Regions from separate parts of the Mus musculus genome. Here region 1 is linked to region 2. The links are chromatin loops, found by intact Hi-C in ENCODE. Cell type or tissue: left cerebral cortex. All regions are shown on one strand.

Region 1 (2,500 bases), 410 kb after region 2:
ATCTGTCTGTGGGTCTCACTGTCTTGTGAGCGGCACCCATTTTTGGGTAGAGAAACCACAACTTGAATAAAAGCAACCCCTGACCAGATATTGGGAGAGGAAGTGGCTCACTGCAGGCAACTTTCCTTCCCACAGACCATAAGCTCTTCCTTTCCATCAACTCATGTGCACCACAGACCAGGACCCCTTCCTCTCTTGTGATCAAAGGCCCTTCCAGTGCTGTGCAGAGAAAAGTGTTTGCTCCATACAAGCTAGACAGTTTCGTGGTCTAAAAGCTGGAGACTGGGAGGCCACCCTTTCTCTGAAGACTTCCTTGGTAATACTGGGCACCAAAAGATGGGCCAGTGTGGCCGGCAGCCGCATGTTCTCTGCAGTTGCTGTGGAGGGAGTGGTACCATCTGCATCTTTGTGCCCTTCTTTGACAGCCATCATTTGTGAAAGGATGCAGAGCAGGAAGCAGTCAACATAATTAGGCAGGAACATCAGGGCTGGGATGTTGTACTAGGCCTGTCACTGATGGTGGACATCAAACCCTAACAGAGCTCTAGGGTAGGCAGCTGCCATAGACCAGCGTCTCTCCCATCACTGGCTAACTGGGAAGACCTCAGTCTCGGGTAGGATCCGACTTCCAGGCACACTGGGACATGTGCCGGACGTCTAGACTTGATTCTACCTCTCTGCAAGAGCTAGGCGAGAAGCCAATTCCAGGCAGAAGTTGACCTACTGCCCTTTGGTGAAAGATAAGGTCAGGGCTGAAGAGAGGGAGTCGACAAGCCCCAGGAGTCTATGCAGATCCCAGGCACCTAGGACAGAGCAGCCCTAGACAGTGTGCTGGAAAGTGCAGACAGTACAGCTTCCACCCCCAACATGAGCAACAGAGAGTAGAAGCAAGGGACACTGGGGGAAAAAACCCAACTTAGTTAGTGTTTAAGTTGTGCAATTATTCCTTTTGATTGTTTCTAAAGCTAGAACTCATTAGAAGCTCACAGAACCTTGTTTCTCTGGCACCAAGGAACTACTTCACTTAAGACATAATAAGATCTATTTCTCTCTCTCTCTCTGTGTGTGTGTGTGTGTGTGTGTGTGTGTGTGTGTGTGTGTGTGTACATGCAATGTATTCTCTTCACTTTCAGAAAAACAAGAAATTTCTATTACATTTTTCTTTGTCATAGAACTCCTCTTCTAATTGGGAGGTTGGCAACTGCTCCAGTCCACAGAATAGCCAGTTTCTGCTTACTTATGTGTTTATTTATGTGTTTATGTGTAGTTAGCACAGGCAGGACCAGCCTTTCCCGTGGAGGGCTGTCTGTGCATGCCAAGCACAGGGAAGGGTGGTGAATGCTCTCCCTGAGGCCTCCGAGGTCTTTCCCTTCTTGTATTTTCTCACTCAGTCCTCCAGCCTATCATGTAGCCATGGCAACAGAGCAGCTAGTATTCTCAGAGCCTACACCTAGGTCAGGTGACAAATGTTGGGGATCTCCATCAGGTGAGAGCTTGGTATGGGGAGCCTGGCACTCACAACAGCTGGCTCCAGCTGTCGTCATCATGTGTGGCAGCACACCGGCAGCAGCTTAGGGTGTGTTCATCTTAGCTCTCATACATCAGGATACACACCCTGAGGCGGGAGGACGTATGTGGATCAGGACTCACTGGGAGCTGGGCTTTGTGGAATAGCTATTAGCATTCAGCCTCTGGAGTAATCCTCTTCTGAGACTGGACTAACCAGGATGCTCTGACAACATCATAGCTGGGATGGTTCTATCCTGAAGGTGGGCAGCCTGTGCTGGCTCCCAGCCTCACCAGCTGTGACCTGGGCTAGGCAACAGGACATCTCTGTCTTACTCTGATAATGTCACCACCTTGAGTGCTTACTCTCTTGGGGTCCTGGTGTGAGCTGAGGTGCATAAAAACACTGGCCATGAAGCCCCTTACTAAAGCAGCTCGTCCAAGAAACCCATCACATAAAGCCACATCCCCACCTCCGCTCACAGTGGTCACTAACGACAGAGCCAGGAATGCAGCAACAGCTAGAATGGACCACACCACTGCCTCCAACTGGCTGCCTGACACATTCTAGTGGAGGGAGAGGGATAGCAGGAAAGTATCGAACTGAGTGCCAGAGAAGGCACTGAAGGGACTGTCTAAAGTGAGCATTCAGACAGGGTGCATGTTGCTCCAGGATAGGACAGCGAGGCTGCAGGCAGTGGAGTCATGTGGTTGGGCAGACACATAGGCTGTGAGGAGGTGATGGTGGAAGGAGGGAGGGAAAGAGGGATGGAGGGAAGGGCTGAAGGCACGAAGGAGGGATTCCAGCCTAATCCTCAGGATGCTCCTCCTACAGAGGAACATGGACAGTCCCTGTTGGGGGCTTGCATTGAAATAATCTGGCAGAGATGCTGCGTGGCCTGCAATGCTAGAGTAGTCTCACCTAACTTCTCACCTAGTTGGGAGCCAGCCTTGGGACCAAGCAGCGCATGGGTCAGACCACACATGTGGAGTC
Region 2 (2,500 bases):
GAAGCCTAGAGATGCCCTTGGTTGTCTGGTCTGTGGGAAGCCATTTAGAAGGAGATAAAGAATTGGGAATATTGTGAATACCCCTTGGAAGAAAGGGAGGCAGACTGCTGTGGCAATGTGCTATACCTGGCTATGGAGCCATAGAGAATGGCACTCTAGCTATCTCGTGTCACCCCTGCATGCTGTGGTCTCTCTCAGCCTAGTTCCCCATGAGAGAGCCAGAGATGCCTCAGGGCATAGAGAGAGGTACACAGATACCCGATCTTTCAGAGCTGATACATGATGCCTACTCCGATTACCAGCACACGCACCCTTGATGTTAGTCTCACGGTATAGTGCCAGAGACCTAGTTCTCCAAAGGAACAGCTGGTAGGCCCAGGTCCACATGATATGTCAAGAGGAATCACTTCAAGTCTAGATCCTAACTCTGTGTCCTTGGCCTTTGGTAGCTCTACATATGGGGTGGGAGAGAGTGAGTAGTTCAGGAGTTGATGGGGCTGGATGGGGCCTACGTTCAGACAGCAAGGACCAGACCCTCTTTGACACCTGCTTTGCTCCTGAACTCTCCTGCATCTCCCCAGGGATGAACCATTGCAGAGAGCCCCCCTTTTTTCAGCCTGGAGATTGGCACATCTGGATTCTGTTCCTGCTTGTCCACAGATGCAAGCAGGCAGAGCCACAAACATAGGAGCTCACATCAAAGGATCCTGGTCCCAGGAGATGGCAGGGGCCATACCTGTTCACACAAGGGGCATCCTTTTGTCTTTGGTGTTGTGTGACCTTTTCTGTCACTGATGGGACTCAGAGGCAACAGGGAGGGGCTCTGTCCATCCATCACATGCAAGGAGGCTGGTACAGGCAAAGGCATTCGGATGGTCTGTGAGGCCATCCTCGGATTGGCCCTTATGTTCTAGTACCTACCATGAGGTGGAGTGGGAGTGGTGTGGTGGTGTATCGAGAAGTCTCCCGGCCTTCAAATCACACAGCTTGTTCGTGAGGCTCAAGACTGTACCCCAAGTTTACAGTTTTTCCTAATTGGTTCTGGGAGGTTGGGCATGTGTCCTGGTCAGAAGGGTTTGAGTGGCCATAAGCTGCTGACAACAGAGAAGGTGAGTTGATTCTCCCAAGCGTTCCAATGGATGAAAACCAAGTGAGTGCACCTGCCTTTCACCTATCCTTCAGGGTGCTGCCTCTTCCAGCCAGCCACCTCAGCCTCTGCCTGTCCCTGCTCCTTTGCAATACTGTCTCCGGCTCACAGGGGGCGCTGAGGCCCCGCGGCTGACTTTCCAAACCTGCTCAAACCCAGAAAAAAAAAATGCTACTTGTGATATGCAAAGGGCCCGGGCTGTGTGTTTTTCCAATCAATAGAAGCCGCATAGTCCCCCAGTTGTCGCTTCCAAAGTCTTCACACATCTGCATCTGAAGGGCTCCAAATGCAGTCTTTTCCTGTCGGGAGAAAAAGCAGAAGGAGAAAGGGAGATTTTTGCCTGACAGATTAGAAAATTTTCCACTTCCCAGCATTTGAACAAAGTATTTGTGCTTCTTATGCCAATTACCCAGGCTGTGAAAAAGAAGCCAGGAAGGTGCGGGCTCAGCCAGGGGCGCTGGGTAGGATCATTCCTAGGAGGACCTGCAGGTGTCAGTGGGTGGATGGGGCCCCAGGAGCCCCAGCAGGTCCAGAGTGGCCTAGGCCAGCCTTGCCTCCCCTCATATTTGACCTTGGGAATACGATTAAGTGCTGGGGAACTGTGGTTTTGGCAGGGAAACGGCTTACCACGGTATCTTTTCCGGGTACCGGGAAGGTCAAAGCGCTTTATCTACAACACGGGGCGCCTACAGATAAACTGTATTAATAGCTTGGCAGTAATTTTCAGTTTTCAAAGTGTTTTTGAAGTCAGAGACAGTATGATTTCCTACTTGGCTTCTGTAAGAGTAAGCTGCACCCCAGGGGCAGTACAGGGGTGAAGATTCTCAGTGGACACTGGACTGCTGGTAGCTCTGGTCCTGTTCCAAGATGTGCCCATGTCCTTGGCATCCAACTGCCTGATTCATGGTCTATAGAGGTCTGTGCTGGGTCTGGGTGTAAGAAATGGGGGGGGGAAAGCAGGTTGTGGGGCACTGGTCTCTGGGTACATTGAAGAGATTGGTTGAGGACGAATCTCCTCCTGCCTGCAGGGTTGCAAGTAAGTGCCTGGCTGGGTGTAATGCTAGAACTCAGGTCTGCTGGGCTACCCAACACAATATATAGTAGAAACATGTGATCACTCCAAGCAAGATGAGCTTCAGGGTCTGAGTCTTGGAGTTTGCTTCTCTTGGCCTAGATTTTAAGGCACGGCTCTTCTGGAGTTGCTGCCTCCCCTACTCATAGCAGAGCTTTCGGTAATCTGGCCTCTGTTCAGCTCTTTTCTTTCTAGCTTCATCTACATCCAGTCCTCAAGGCTCTACCCTGCCACCTTCTTCCTGGCTCAGCCATCATGGCTTTGTGTATACAAAGCAGTCT

Evidence for each region. A loop is a pair of places that touch in the nucleus more often than their neighbours do. Peaks named below come from ENCODE experiments on the same cell type or tissue, not always from the same donor. Only the 100,000 strongest peaks of a DNase experiment are listed, where the experiment ranks them.
Region 1: a loop joins it to region 2, with 2.7 times the contacts of the local background. A loop is called at or near these places in 10 of 42 quality-filtered maps.

What each region holds. Positions count from the first base shown.
Region 1 is chr15:74,403,617-74,406,116 of GRCm38, forward strand. No RefSeq gene overlaps it. Among named protein-coding and RNA genes, the nearest start is that of Gm19859, 4.4 kb to the left of the region's middle. In left cerebral cortex, no CTCF peak of the experiment used is centred here; a DNase peak (open chromatin) is centred at 1,438.
Region 2 is chr15:73,996,123-73,998,622 of GRCm38, forward strand. Gm32405 (a long non-coding RNA gene) reads right to left here. Exons shown (of 3, transcript XR_384173.3): 2 at 1-1,446. Among named protein-coding and RNA genes, the nearest start is that of Gm32405, 2.6 kb to the right of the region's middle. In left cerebral cortex, CTCF peaks have their summits at 1,247 and 1,446; a DNase peak (open chromatin) is centred at 1,283; H3K27ac peaks cover 672 bases.